Regions from separate parts of the Mus musculus genome. Here region 2 is linked to region 1. The links are chromatin contacts, found by POLR2A ChIA-PET in ENCODE. All regions are on one chromosome and are shown on one strand. Each heading gives the region's core, a stretch centred on a gene start or an enhancer-like site at or near the end of the contact. The rest is flanking DNA. Distances are from core to core; before and after follow the strand shown. Region 1 overlaps Tsks (testis-specific serine kinase substrate). Region 2 holds the start of Scaf1 (SR-related CTD-associated factor 1).

The links. ChIA-PET counts read pairs that join two places held with the same protein, here RNA polymerase II (POLR2A).
Region 2: POLR2A ChIA-PET joins it to region 1 with 37 read pairs in embryonic stem cell. The contact joins the promoter of Scaf1 here to the enhancer-like site in region 1. POLR2A ChIA-PET finds 5 or more read pairs at or near these places in 4 of 5 experiments (Patski and embryonic stem cell).

What each region holds. Positions count from the first base shown.
Region 1 is chr7:44,949,742-44,957,392 of GRCm38, forward strand. Tsks (testis-specific serine kinase substrate) reads left to right here. Exons shown (of 11, transcript NM_011651.2): 3 at 1,038-1,133; 4 at 1,298-1,381; 5 at 2,095-2,205; 6 at 2,805-3,091; 7 at 4,006-4,200; 8 at 4,573-4,746; 9 at 6,711-6,846. Among named protein-coding and RNA genes, the nearest start is that of Tsks, 10 kb to the left of the region's middle. Within about 2 kb of position 3,115, at least 1 of the 3 ENCODE cell types and tissues checked has a DNase peak (open chromatin) inside an H3K27ac peak, as active enhancers do.
Region 2 is chr7:45,012,520-45,020,170 of GRCm38, forward strand. Scaf1 (SR-related CTD-associated factor 1) reads right to left here and starts at 3,730. Exons shown (of 11, transcript NM_001008422.1): 1 at 3,561-3,730; 2 at 961-1,074; 3 at 698-755; 4 at 179-276. The coding sequence starts at 1,068. It overlaps Rras (related RAS viral (r-ras) oncogene), which reads left to right and starts at 5,423. Exons shown (of 6, transcript NM_009101.3): 1 at 5,423-5,649; 2 at 7,581-7,651. The coding sequence starts at 5,497.

The sequences.
Region 1 (7,651 bases), core at 1,865-4,364:
CAAAAGGTAGGGAGAACAGGTGCAGAGCTCTAGTCAGTGATGCCAATACATAAGGAGCTGAGGCGGGGGCATCTCCAGGATTGTTCAGTCCATCATTTCATGAATGGGTTACAGTCAGATCCCTTTAAAAAATTAAGAGAGAAAGAAAGTAAAGATAAAAATCAGGAGAGAAAGGGGACGAGGAAAAGGAAGCAGAAGCTGAGGAACAGGAGGAAGAGGAAGGGGAGGAAGCCATGCCTGTCCTTTCAACACACCATGCAGTGTCCACACCATACGGCCCATCCACGTCGCCCACCCACCTGTCATGGCCACATGGGCTCAGCTAGCTGCAGAGGCACTCTAATTTAAAGTCTTTATCTCACTGAGAAACGAGGATAAATGCCAGTGGTTATGTAACAAATCTCACTGCTATAGCACAAAGACAGAGAAGAGTGCACAGGGCACAAGCCGCAGCCTAGTCTCAGAGCAGCTGGTAACAACTGAGCACAGGAAGCAGGCGTGGTGGCACTGGCCTTTAATTCTAGCACTCAGGAGGTAGAGGCACACTGAACTCTATGGGTTCCAGGCCAGCCACAGCTACATGGTGAGATCTCATGGTCTCTACCTGACGATCCAAGATGTTGTCAGTTTTATACTTCAGAGAGTGGGGAGACAGAAAAGGAGGGATTTTTGGGGGTACACATTTGTGGCTGGAATCCGCGGTCTTGTGCACACTGGCAAGTACTCTGTCACTGAGTCACACCCCAGCCCCTCACTGGGGCGTTCTAGGTAGTGTCTCTACCACTGAGCCACATCCTCTCCTCTGACTGGGGGATTCTAGGCATTTTTCTGAAACTGTCTTCCCCTCTTGTCCCAGCACACTGTGAAGAATATTAGTCTACTTCTAGCTTTACCAAACAAGGGAACTCAATTCAAGGATGTCACCCTTTGCCCAAAGCCACATGCCCATCCAGAGCAAAACCAAACTGAAAATACACCCTTGCTGCCTCTAGAATGTTCTTGGTATTGAACTATACATGTCTTCTGTTCTTCACCAGAGTGGGGTCAACAGTGGATTGGTACGTGCCAAAGACTCCATCACCAGCTTGAAGGAAAAGACCACGCGGGTTAATCAGCACGTTCAGACTCTGCAGGTATGATACTTAAGGATCCCTGTGGCCTCTTCCTCCAGAACTAAGTTCTCGTCTTTGTAGCCACCTTTCTCCATTGTGCCGGCCCTCCGGAAGCTAAGAGCCTGCTCCCCTGTATAAGCTTTAACCCCGCCTTTGTGTAACCCTGTCTCCCTTCCATGGTCAAGAGCGAGTGCTCTGTGCTGAGTGAGAATCTGGAAAGAAGACGGCAGGAGGCAGAAGAGTTGGAGGGGTACTGCAGTCAGTTGAAGGTGAGCCGCTGTGGAAGGAATGGCTTGGGGAGAAAGTGATGAGAAAAGCGGGGACCGTGGAGGGCTTGGGATGTGGCTCAGTGGGCAGAGGGCTTTGCCTAGCATTCAGGAAACCCCGGGTTCAGGCTTGAGTGTGGTAGCACACCTTTGATCTCAGAACTTGGAAGTACAAGATTCTTTTCAGCTATATAACGACTTGGAAACCGGGGTACATGAGACCCTCTCGTGGCTATCAAAAAATGTCACTCTCTTCTGGCCTTCATGGGCACTGCCTGCGCTGTTGCACATATACATATGTATATTCATATACACAGGCAAAATACCCATTCATATAAGATTTTTTTTTTCAAGACAGGGTTTCTCTTTATAACCCTGGCTGTCCTGGAACTAACTCTGGAGACCAGGCTGGTCTCAAATTCATAAATCCGCCTGCGTCTGCCTCCCAAGTGCTGGGATTAAAGGCATGCGCGCCGCGGCCGCCGCCACCATCACCTCCCGGCTCATAAGACGTTTTCAAAAAAAAAAAAAATCTATTGAATTTTTAAATTTAAAACAAAAAGAGCACAGGAGAAGCGGGATGGTCAAAGGGGTACTGCAGTACGGGCTTGGTTAGGAAGGAAGCTTGGTTGGGAAGTGGGTGCGTCCTACATAGGGCAGGTGCGATGCAAAAAAAGAGGCTGAAGGTGGGGGGCAGAACCGGAATGGGAAGGCAGGGCCCCCGCCCTGATGTCCTGACCCAGGAGAACTGCCGCAAGGTGACCCGTTCAGTGGAAGACGCTGAAATCAAAACCAATGTCCTGAAGCAGAACTCTGCCTTGCTGGAGGTACGAGGGTGTGGAGGGTCCCAAACTAGTGAGAAGTTTGGGTGGAGTCTCGGGATGGAGGTTGGAGGAGCTATGGTGGACAAGGACAGGGGTGTAGAGGCTCCAGAGCCTTCAGTGAACTGAGGAGGGTTTGGGACCTGGCTGAAGGAGTTGGCTCTCAGGGGAAGGAGGGGCCCATCCCACGGGAGGAGCCAAAAGGGCTCGCTGGGTGGGACCAGGGTGGAGCCTGAGGAAGCTTAGTTATTCAAGGGTGTAGCCTGAAACGACTGGGTAGGCCGGGTCTAGTCTAGAATGAAGACTTGCTGCTAGCTCACTTTCCAACGGAACGCCGAGAAAGCTTGTCGCGGTCCCTAAGAGGCAGGGGCTGATTTTAGGCAGGCAGGGCAGGAGAAGGGAGTGATAGGTTGCCTGCCACTACAGAGTTTAGAGTAAATGTTATCTCCTCTCCTAAAGACAAGCAGGAGTTCAGTTACACTGCACGCGTACTTCCCAACTATCCTCTCTCTACACTACTTTGCAATCTCGGGGATCCATGGGGTGTAGTTAGCTGCAGGTGGTAAGGTGCCGAACACCTTGATTCGTTGCCCTCCCTTGCTCAGGAGAAGCTAAGATACCTCCAGCAGCAACTGCAGGATGAGACGCCCCGGAGACAGGAGGCCGAGTTGCAGGAGTTGGAGCAAAAACTGGAGGCTGGCCTCTCCCGACATGGTCTGAGCCCTGCCACTCCCATTCAGGGCTGCTCGGGTCCTCCTGGCAGCCCCGAGGAACCCCCGCGGCAGCGAGGCCTGTCCTCCAGTGGCTGGGGCATGGCAGTCCGCACAGGGGAGGGACCCTCGCTGAGCGAGCAGGAGTTGCAGAAGGTCTCCACCGGCCTGGAGGAGCTGAGGTGGGCGGGACTGAAGGAAATTGGTGGATCAGGCCGTAGGTGGAACAAAGGGCGGGAGCTAGGAGGAGCTTGGAGCCTGCGTGGGCGGGGTTTGTTTGCGGTTGGGTGGACCGGACAGAGTAAATCCTTGAGGGGTAGTGGTGGATGAGAATTGGAAGAGCTTGATGTGGGCGGGGCTTAGGGGAGCTAAACGTGTGAGCACAGAAGCAGAACCTAGATGAGGATTGGGTGATAGCATAGGTGGTACCGGGCTAACTTCGTACACTCAAAAAAGGAAAAGAGGTGGGGTGGGGGACGCAAAGTGGTGCATTCTTTTAATACCAGCACTGGGAGACAGAGGCTGAAGGATCTTTGTGAGTTCGATGCCAGCCTAGTCTACAAAGAGAATGCCAGCACAACCTGGACTACAATAAACAAGAATGTCTTTTTTGTTTGTTTTCGAGACAGGATTTATCTGTGCAGCCCTGGCTGTCCTGGAACTCACTCTGTAGATCAGGCTGGCCCTCAAACTCACAGAGGTCTGCCTGCCTCTGCCTCCCAAGTGCTAGGATTAAAGGTGTCACTCACCACCAACCGGCAACAGACCCTGTCTTAAAAACCAAAACAAGGCCAGGTGGGTCCCACTTGGGAGGCAGAGGCAGGTGAATTTCTGAGTTCGAGGTCAGCCTGGTCTACAGAGTGAGTTCCAGGACAGCCAAGGCTACACAGAGAAACCCTGTCTCAAAAAAAAAAAAAAAAAAAAAAAAAAAAAAAAAAAAAAGAAAGAAAGAAAGAAAGAAAAGAAAAGAAAAAAAAAAACCCAAAACAAAAAAAGTAAAGAAAAAAATGTTGGTGATCTATTTGGGGCGAGGTCGACGATAGCATGCATAGTCAACTCTTATACCCAACCCTTTCTTCCCTTCTGATCCTCGCAGGAGGGAGGTGTCCTCGCTGGCAGCCCGGTGGCATCAGGAGGAGGGGGCAGTGCAGGAGGCCCTGAGGTTGCTGGGAGGCCTTGGCGGCCGTCTGGATGGCTTCCTGGGCCAGTGGGAGCGGGCGCAGCGGGAACAGGCACAGTCCGCAAGGGGCTTGCAGGAGCTGCGAGGACGAGCAGATGAGTTGTGCACTATGTAAGGGCTCAGCAGGTGCTGAAGGGATGTGGGCTCCATGGGAAAGAAGTAATCGGAGGGTGGATCCTTGAGGGAAAAGGCTTGAGCAGTGGGCTAAGTGACCCAGTGAGAGGCTGGCAGTGTGGCTCAACCCCTGCTATGGGTTAAGGGCTTAGCTTTGAAGCTGAGTCCCTGCTTGAGATCCACCCGTAGGGAATGGGAGCTTGGCTCGGCATTTGCCTAGCAGAAGCTCTGGCTTCTATCCCCAGTGGAGTTAGACAGACCCATCCAAGCCAGGCCGTGCAGGTCTATAGTATTAAGAGGAGGACTTTCCGGTGCTGGGATAATACTGAATATTGCAAGTTATCCACATTGGTTGCTCTCCTGCCTCAGGGTGGAGAGGTCAGCAGTGTCTGTCGCCTCACTGAGGAGTGAACTGGAGGCACTGGGCCCAGTAAAACCCATTCTGGAGGAGCTGGGACGGCAACTTCAGAACTCCCGGAGGGGAGCTGACCATGTCTTGAACTTGGATCGGTCTGCCCAAGGCCCCTGTGCGCGCTGTGCCAGGTATGGGGAGGGGTAATGCCTACATTGCAGATCACATTTAGGACATGTGTGATCACACATTGTCATTGTGAGAGATGGATTCCCGTGGGATGCAGAATGAGAGCCCGGTTGCATTGTGGGAACAACTTTTCCACCCTTCCCACATGGTAAGAATTGGCTTCTTGTGGAGAGCAAAGATTAGATGCACTGGTATTTGAAACTTGGTGCATTTCCAGCACACTGTGGGAAGGCTGGGTTCTCTGCAACATAACACCAGGGGCACAGTTAGGAAAGTGTTTGTACTGGTCAGTCTAGCTGAATCAAGGAACTCCTGTCCAAAAAAAAAAAAGAGAGAGAGACTCTTTTTGTTGTTGTTGTTGTTTGTTTTTTGATTTTTTGAGACAGGGTTTCTCTGTATAGCCCTGGCTGTCCTGGAACTCACTTTGTAGACCAGGCTGGCCTTGAACTCAGAAATCCACCTGCCTCTGCCTTCCGAGTGCTGGGATTGAAGGCATGCACCACCACGACCGGCTAAGAGAGACTGTCTTAAAAAATAAGGTAGAAGGCCGGGCATGATGGCAAACGCCTTTAGTCCCAGCACTCGTACTCGGGAGGCAGAGGCAGGCAGATTTCTGAGTTCGAGGCCAGCCTGGTCTACAAAGTGAGTTCCAGAACAGCCAGGGCTATACAGAGAAACCCTGTCTCGAACCCCCCCACCCCCCAAAAAAGAAAGTTGGCTCAGTGGATAAAAGTGTTCTGACAGCCGGACAAACTTACAACCTCTGTATCCCAGCGTGGGAGGAGAGGGAATCCATTCCTGATAGTTGTCCTCCAGCCTCCACACTTAGGTGCCCACATTCTCTCACACAATAATAATTAAAAATGTGGTGGAGAGGGCTGGAGAGATGACTCGGTGGCTAAGAGGGCTGGCTGCTCTTCCAGAGGACACAGGTCCATTCCCAGCTCCCACACATGGTGGTTCACAACTGCCACCAACACCACCCGTCTGTACACAGGTGGCATTCCATCACACATACACAAAAATACAATATCATCCTAGAAACACAAGAGGCTGGAGAGCCGGCTCAGGTGGTTAAGAGCTCACACTACACTTTCAGAGGTCCTGAGTTCAATTCCCAGCACTGACATCAGGTGACTCACAACTTATGACTCCAGCTCGGGGGGAATCCAATTCCACTGGGCTCCGCAGGCACATAGCCACACATCCACACACTCATATGCATAGATTAAAATAAAGTAAAATAGGCCGGAGAGATGCCAGCACTGGCTGCTCTTCCAGAGGTCCCGAGTTCAATTTTCAGGCAGCCACCACAGAGTGGTTCAATGACCATCTAGAATGAGATCTGGTGCCCTCTTCTGACCTGCAGGTGTACCTGCAGGCAGAACACTGTATACATAATAAATGGGTAAATCTTAAAAAACGCATATAAGTTGGAATTGATTGAGCAAGACATTACCAACCTTTGTTCTCCACACAATACACACACAAAGAAAGTGAGAACTGGATGTCTTGTGGAAAGAGCTGAAAGTGGGCTTCCAGTCCAACATAGGGTCAGCTTTAACTCGGTTTTTTTGTTTGTTTGTTTTTTGTTTTGGGGGTTTGTTTGTTTGTTTGTTTGTTTTGAGACAGGGTTTCTCTGTATAGCCCTGGCTGTCCTGGAACTCACTTTGTAGACCAGGCTGGCCTAGAACTCAGAAATCTGCCTGCCTCTGCCTCCCGAGTGCTGGGATGGTTTCACCAGGTACCTAAAGAAACAGGGCCGGGCCTGGTGCTTGTTCATACCTTTAATTCCAGCAGAGGCAGGGTATCTCTGTGACTTCCACTCCAGACTGATCTACATAATGAGTTCCAGGACAGCTAGGGCTATGTAGAGAGACCCTGTCTCAACAAACAAAAATAATAAAAATTACCAGCCAGATGGAGCCTAACCAGGCCTCCTCCATCTGGTGACCCTCCTTCCCAGCCAGGGGCAGCAGTTATCCACGGAGTCCCTGCAGCAGCTGCTGGAACGTGCGCTGACCCCGCTGGTGGATGAGGTGAAGCAGAAGGGTCTGGCTCCTGCCTGCCCCAGTTGCCAGAGGCTACACAAGAAGATTCTGGTACCAGGGACCGTGGGTTGCCATGACCCACGTTACTTTTGTGTTTTGCAGGGTTTGGGGAGCCTGTGGCAGGAAGGGGAGGCCTTGCCTCTGTGCAGGCAGGACAAAGAGCTTGTGTTGTAGCTCAGTCACTCTGCAACCTGGAGTGACACTTTGGTTCAAAGCATGATAAGACACTGGGTCTGGGATATCTCGGGACATATGGGGCAGATTCTACTCTATAGCTCATGGAACATGGGCCTGATTTTCTGTAGCCCTTCAGGGAGGTCACTGGACTCAGAGGGACCCTTGATGCTAGACTGGGGGACCCACCAACACAAGCCACAGCCCTAGAGTTATTATAACTTGAGGTCTTATCCGTTGTGGGATATAGAGAGCAAGTGCATGCTATTGGCCTATGGAATGATGGGATCCAAATTATACTGAGCAGCCCAGGAATGCATGGGAGGTCATGGCCTGGGGCTGCATTGGAGGCCTGCACTGGGGGTTATGGAGGTTCATGCATGATGGGTTTGTGGCCTTAGGGATGATGGGATATGAACTGTAGTGAGCTGCAGCCCCACTAGTACATAAAAAGTCATGGGGCCTGGTGAGCTGTGTGACTTAGAACATTGTAACAGTAGGGACCATTCCTGTGACAGATGCTGCCGTCACAGATGCAGGGTCTTGAGAATTATGGGACACAGAAGGGCACCACAGGATGCTGGGATAAACACGATATAGGAAAATTCACAGGCATTAAGGGGACAGAACTTCAGATGTGATCCAGCTTGCTGGGACACGGGCCAGTGCACTAGGGACATTG
Region 2 (7,651 bases), core at 2,480-4,979, 63 kb after region 1:
ACCTTCTGGAATCCAACCAACCTTATCTCACTGGTCTCTAGGAGCCAGCTTAGTCAGGGATCTGGTCCCCAGACTCCTGTCACTGCCCACCAGAGTCACACCAGACCCAGCAGTTTAGATCCCCAGTTCCTCTGTCTTGCAGGCCCCAGGGTGAAGGCTGGTGGACACTCTTACTCACAGTGGCCGTGTCAGCAGCCCCTGACTCCTGTGAACGAGGCTCTGACCGAGGACTCCGGCAGCAGCGCCTCCATCGTAGGCCACGACACCGAGCGCCATCTGGATAGACATTGAAGTAAGCTGGGATTCCATGTTGGGCTTTGCAAAGCACAGGAAGCAGGTCAAGACGTAGCGTTTGCTGAGGGAGCACCTGCCACCTCCCAGTTTCTGCAGCACCCTGGGCTCCCCCAACTCAATCTGGGATGGGCTCACCAAAGGGCATGTCTCTGCTTGGCCTGTGAACCCTGCCCAGTCCTGGCTAAATGTCTCCTGCCTCCCAAGTGACCTACTACCCTGATCACCTCTAGTCAGCCCAAAAGCCACACTGGGTTCCCTGCCAACTAGGCCTTCCTCTAGACAAACCCAGTACCCTGGACACTGATGACGCTAGCACAAGAGAAGCACCCAGGACACCTCAGAAAGAAGAAAGATAAGAGCCCAGAGGAAGGCAGAAGCCTAAGAGGACGAGTGGGCCTCATACCTTTATCATTAGGCAGGTCTCCCTGAAGGGAGCTTCCCACAGCCTGCTGAATGGCCCGCTGCAAAAGGGGAAAAAACAAAAATCAGGGCCAAGACCTCTCTAACTTCTGCTGTTTGGAAAGCACATTCCAGGCACCCGGCAGCCAGAGTCCACAAAGAACCCCAATTCTTCCTGAAGGCCTGGTTCAGGGCCTGAACCCCCAGCCCATACTTCAGAGCATGAGAACCTAGGCCTCCAGGCCTCACTGCACCCAGCTTTCTTACCAAAATAAAGGCAGAAGGAGAAAGGGCAGGATCTCTGTCAGGTGGACCGTCTCCCCGATCCTCTCCCGACTCCTCTGTTTTACCTCGAGACTCATCTTCCTCCTCCATGGTCACCTGGGGTTGAGGCAACAGTTTGAAGTGAAGGCTGAGGGAGGCAGGTCAGAGGTGAAGGAAGACCTCAAGGGCCCCCAGTGCATCCTGCTTTAGTGTCCCTCTCTTCCGCCTCATTCCTGATGACCTTGTCCGTGGTCCCACGCTGACCTGCAGGGACTAGAGCCATTCTTATCCTTCTTCTGGATTTCGGCTGCCTCCCCATCAATGGGAGGACCGCTCAGCCACCTGCTCCAACACCTGGCCCTCCACTGCCCACAGCTTCCCAATGCTCCTAGGCAAACCTCCAATTAATTACCCAACCCAGTCAAATAGATGCAAACTCAACCCTGACTTCGGGTGTCATGATTTTAAGAGCGTCGTGCTTCAGTCTCAGAAAGCCACCTTCCCCACAGCGGGGAATGTGCCGACATGCTCAGGGGTACTCTGTAACAGGTACCGTAGGTTCACACAGCATTCATTATCCTCCATGATGAGGAGCCCAAGAGCTTTATTTACAGCCACGAGATACAACTATGATAGTATGATCTACATAACCACCACACCGCTTTTAAAACAAAAATGCCAAGTTTCAGAAAGGCATGCTGTCCTCCCAGCCCCATTGGGACACTTGCCTATCACCCAGCTGCCTGTCCTGTGGAAGCATGGCCAAAGCCTCGGTGATGTCACGGGAATTCTGAGCTTTGAGTGCCCAGTCAGGTAGTTGAAAGAGCATCCTTCAGACTGGTGGATGTCTTGATTGAGGCTTCAGAAAACATGAACATCACAGCTGTAAACCTCCCCACAGCTGTCAAACCTGCTACTCTGAAAACACCTAATCTTGGAATTCCTAAAAGCCCTAGGCTCCCTAAACCACACTAGCGCTTATCTGAAAATGGCAAAATAGTAGTATCTCTCACACTGGTTTCCACATATAAATGGCTGGATACACATTAGCAATAATTCTATCAGTAGCCCTTCGACCAGGTTTCGCCTTTTGGCCTCAGCCCTGGTCTCAGTCCTACTCTGAAACTATACCTTGGCCTCCACAACCCCCCCCAGCTCCAGCTCTCCAAACCTTCAGCTTCTTCCTGATTCCCTCAGGCATACCTTACTGATGGCCCCCCTACCATATCCAAGCTTCTCTAAGCTAACATTCAAGACTTTCCTACCCTGTATAGCAATAATTCCCAGCTCTGAGGATGCTCTCTCACAGTCTGATACACATCTTATCCAAAGCACTGACTGTCACAGAAAAGAAATTGTACCAAGAGATCCTGGCTGCAGATTTGGAGATCCCCAAAACCATAGACCTTGTAAGGCTCTGCAGACCATGTGAGATCGGTGATCCCTCAATTACAGGGCTCTGGGAGCAATTTAGTGATTCACAAACAGCTCATTACACAAAGTACATAAAACATAATGGAAAATACTTTCCAAGTTTCAAATGGAACCATGAGTTTGCAGGACTGGAGTAATATTAGTAAAATACATATGTTGGCATGCACTTAATCTCATCGAATAATGCATTTTTTCCCTTCCTATCAAGGTCAAGTTGCAGAGCACTGCACTAGATGATCCCAGACAGCTCTACAGACCCTCAGGAATGATTCTAACTCCTCAGCATGGGGACAACACAGGTTCTTTTTTGTTTGAAACCATTTTCTTTTTAATTACTTTCTGAAAGGCAAGTACATTTGAGCTGGATAAAATTCCCAGCGTTTTCTGTTATTATTCTCTACACATTTATCTACTCTTCAAAAGCACTTGAATTTCCTCCAAGACATAGACTGTATTCTTGCAATCATTGGACGATTCTAGTTCCTTCAAACTACCCCACCCTACCCCACCCACCCCTATCTCCGAGTCACCCCCACATAAAACACTTCCCAGACCTTAGCGACTCATTTATGCCTCTGGGCACATCACAAAGCTTGCTTCCCTCTCCCTAGGTGGGAGTACATCTCTTTCTTCCAGGTGGACCTTAACACTTCCTAGTCCTTGAAGAGAGCTTCCAGGCCTCATAAATGGTCCCAGATCCATGTAGATGAGCCGAATGCAGAGGCCAGCATGAGGAGAGACTTCCCAGCCCTAACAAATACACCCCAGTGAACTAGGTGACTCTGCAGACCCCCTTAACTCCTGGGGGAGTGAAGATCTCAAGATGGCCCCAAAAGCCTCTCAACAGACCCTAGCCTACGGTCGCACATAAAAACCATCTACGGCGCCTGCAGACGTGTCCAGGCTCAGCAATGGGAAGGAGGGCCGGCCTAGTCGCGGTCCAGGCCATACGAAAGCCCTCTGGCACCCACGGGCGCGTCCGGGGCCCTAAGAAGGCCCCCTACTCAGAGACTGCCTTGGCCGCTGCAGCCGGGTCCGAAGGTGCCACGCTACGCTCTCCAGGCCCCGTGGCATACGGGCGACACTCGGAGACGACTAGCGACCCGACTCCGCCCCGCCCACCCCGATAGGCCCGAGCCCCGCGGCCCGGACCGCCGCCGCCATCTTACCCCGCCGCTCGGGCTGCGGCTCCGGTCCCGGCGCGGGGCGGGGCGGAATGGGGCGGGGCTCGCGATTTGAGCTGGGGAAGGGCGGAACCAAATTGCCGCGGCGCTTGCCGGGATTTCAAGTACCCAGCTGGGTTTCCGAAAGGCCGGCAGCACCGGAGGCGACTCCGTTTCCCAGAAATCAATGCGTCACATGGAGGTGGAGTGCGCGCGCTGGATGCCGGGAGATGTAGTCCGTGTGAAGACTCCGTCACGCGGGGGACAGTGTACGGGGTGAGAGGTGAAGTGGGCGGGGCTGCTGGAGCGCGCGGTACGACCCCCCTCAGTGTCCTGCGTGCGCGGGGAAAAAGGCGGCGGATCAGGAAGTGATGTAAAAAAGGCGCTCCGTTGTTGAGATCCATGGGAATTGTAGTTCAATTAAGATGGACGCTACCCCGCCCATGGTCGTCCTTTCTGAATATGAAACCCTTCTAATTTTTTTCTCCTATAAATCCTAAGAAGATTTTTTTGAGACGCTGTCTTATGTATCTCAGACGGGCTTGGAACTTGCTGCTGTCTTTCTGCTTCTGTTTCCCCAGTGCTGGGACTCGTCAGTTATCATGCCCAGCTTCTAAAATTATTTATTGGGGGGGGGGAACTAGAGATTGAATTTAAATGCTCATACATGGTAGACAAACGTTCTATGTTATCACTAAACTATATCTATAGTCCTCTTTTCGTTTGTTTGTTTTGAGATAAGTTCATTCTAAGATGTCCAGAATAGGCTTTAACTTAAAATAATCTCCATTAAATTCAGAACTCAGGAGTCAAACCAGAGCTCCTTTACTCAGGACAGGAAAATCCAAACTCTGAGTCTTCTGGTTCAGAGCAGATGAGTGAAGACTCATTTCCCTCTTCCTTGGGACTCTGGAATTTCAATCCTCTTCCCTTTCAGGACGTCAATACCATATCTTACATAAATGTAAGTGCTAAATTCTTCCACAACCCTCCCGGAGCACTCATGCCCTCGAACTCAGAATTCTGGGTCCCCAGACTCTCCATCCTTTGGCCCCATGAGTCCAGACTCCCAGCTTTCCCAGTAGTAGTAAGGAGCCCCTCCCGACCCCCTGGACCGGAGTCGGACCGGAGAAATCTAAGTCTCTAACTCAATACTCTCGTAGGAACCAGTGTCTGAGCTATCAACCGCATCCTTCCAAAGCCCAGAAATCCTGGCTGTCGGCCCTTCTAGACCCGGACTTCCCGACTAGGATGAACTGGCTCATGGATTAGGAATGTGGTGATCTCACAGCCCGTCCTGCCCAGTTACCCTGCTGTCCCCCTCCAGGGCCCCAGCTCCCCTCCCAGTCTATCTTCCGTTTGGCTGGGACAGCGGGAACCGGAAGCCTAAGTCCATAGACAGGCCGAGACGCCAGCCTCTAGAACGAAGCTGGGGCAGAGAACTTGGCGACAATCCCAGGGAGGAGGCGGAGATTAATTTTGAGACCTGTGCTGTCCTAAGATCTCCCTATATACGGCCCTGAGAAGGAGCCCCAAGCCACACCTACCAGAAACAGTGGTCCTTAGATAATAACTACCGCAACATTTAATTTGCATATCCCCGCCCCGAAGAAAACTTTTTCGCCCAAAGATGGGGTTTATTAGCATAGCTCCTCCCAAAGGCGGACTGCAGGAGGAGAGCTCGTGGCTGTGCTTAGGGTGGACACAGGGTCATTAGCATATCCCCACCCCTCTTGGAATTCCCCGTTTTTGCAACCTTGTTTCCCCTACCCTTATTAGTCTAGCTCCTCCCTCACTCTGGCCTCGCCTCCTCCAGAAGCATCCGGAGACTCGTGTCCTCTGGCCAAAGCTCATGTTTATGCAGTATTATTAGCATAACCCACCCCTTGGTCTCTCCTGACTCCCCCTAGGCGGTAGCGGCGGCAGCAGCAGCGGTGGCGACATGAGCAGCGGGGCGGCGTCCGGGACTGGGCGGGGGCGGCCCCGGGGCGGGGGGCCGGGACCCAGGGACCCCCCGCCCGGCGAGACTCACAAGCTGGTGGTCGTAGGCGGCGGCGGCGTGGGCAAGAGCGCGCTGACCATCCAGTTCATCCAGGTAGTGGGCCCTCACCGGGGAGGGTTTCCCCGAGATCGAGACTTTGAGCCCTTTGGGTTCCCTGAAACTTTCGCTTCTCCCAGAACCATCATTAAGACCCTCCTAAGAGGATCTCTAACCCTCTGATTGCGACTCCAAATGCCCAGGGCCTCCACCCCCTTCATGAGGGGAAGCTTTCTCCTAATATGTCCTGGGACAAATCACCCTCCTAGAGGTACCTGAGAGCCCTCATCCTAGTCTGTCTAGCCCCGCTCACCAACTGGGAGTACCCTAAATTCCAAACAGTTGCTCCATTCAGACCCCAAGCACTCCCCGAGGCTCTAATCTCCTGATCATTGCCCAGACTTTGATTCTAAGACTCAGCTGGGACCACTCTGTCCTAAAACAGGCACCCTGTAACCCCTGCTTGAAGAGGATTTCCCTTCAGACCTGAGATTTCAGAAAGATCCTGCTACATGACCATCCTGGGAAAACACCAATATCTGGCATACCCCATTCTGCTAAATGCAGCCCCCCATCCTACCCCCAAGGAAAACCAACCATTTCTCCATCCTAAGTTCCCCACTCAAACTCCTTACCCTCAACCCTGAAAACTCTAAGTAGCTCCCATGTCATCTCCAGATTTAAAAAGAAAAGCATAGAACTCAGGTTTTTCACAGCCTCCAGAGACCTGTTACTTGGAAGGTTCTAGGTCCCATAAATAGACCTCTCCTACATCAGGAACCAACCCTCCAGGCTGTTCTCACCCTTGGGCATCTATTTACTTTGGGGTCCTAATCATCCCCCCACACACACCAAACCTCATCCTCTCCATTCCTTGCACCCCTTTTAGCCTCAGCCCTTAGCAAGCACTCTAGAGAGGAAGCCACCTTCAGCCTCAGCAGCCAAGTTCAGAAAATCCAGCCCAGCCCCGGAAACCTCCACCCAGTTCCCACGGGGAGCCTCCCCACATCAGGGCAACACTAGGAAAGTGAGGGCCCACTTGCTGTTGTAGAAGTTCCTGGGTGATGGACATTCACAGACTAGGAGCCTCCGGCAATGCCGTTGAGAAACCTACAGTGGGAAGAAAGAGTCCAAATTTGAGCCCCTAGCACCAAGGGCCAAACCTGGAGATGGCCAGAGGCCTGGTTGGAAGTAGCAGGACACAGTCAGGAAGGGAGAGGCGGGGATAAGGGTGGGGCTGCCTCTCTGAAGCAGGATTGGAACCTAGACCTTCCCAGGGGAGGAGACACTGGAGGCTGCTTATGGAGGAGGGAGCAAGAGGAGGGAAGGAATGGGGGGAGGGGGGGAGAGGAAGGGAAGAGAGAGACAGCAAGATCGGCAGCTACTTTGCTCAACCAGAATTCTCAGAAGCTGGTCGCTGACCGGTACCAGGTCAAGTGTTAAGTGTTGAGCAGGGAATCCTTGCCAATCAAAACTGTTAGATGGTATAGTGTCTTCATCCTCGATTCTCCAAGTGACGAAACAGCCTCGGAGACAGAAAGTGATTTGTTCAAAGTGATGCAGCTGGTGTAATGATGACAAAGGCTGAAGAAGACAGAGGGGCTAAGAGAGGAAAACGGGGGCGGGCATCGGTGACAGGGACCCACAACCTGACACCTGGAAAGGTGGAAACAGCACCGCCAGGAGCAGGTTAGAGATCCAGAGAGAAAGGGGGTGGACAGAAACCCAGAGAGGGGAGAGGGAAAGAGATGGGACCGGCAAAGACAGAGAGATCAGAGATTGGGGGGGGGGGGGTGTTGCTGAGACATCAAGAGGGAGAGAGACCAAGAGAAAAAGACAGAGACATTGAGACTCAGGAGGGGCCAGGGAGAGAAAGACAGAGACACAGAGAGAGGGGGGACAGAGACTTGGAGAAGATATGGGACAGGACTCACACACACACACACACACAGATTGCTTCGGTGACAGTGACCTTCTCTACCCCCCAGTCCTACTTTGTGTCTGACTATGATCCCACCATTGAAGATTCCTACACAAAGATCTGCACTGTGGACGGCAT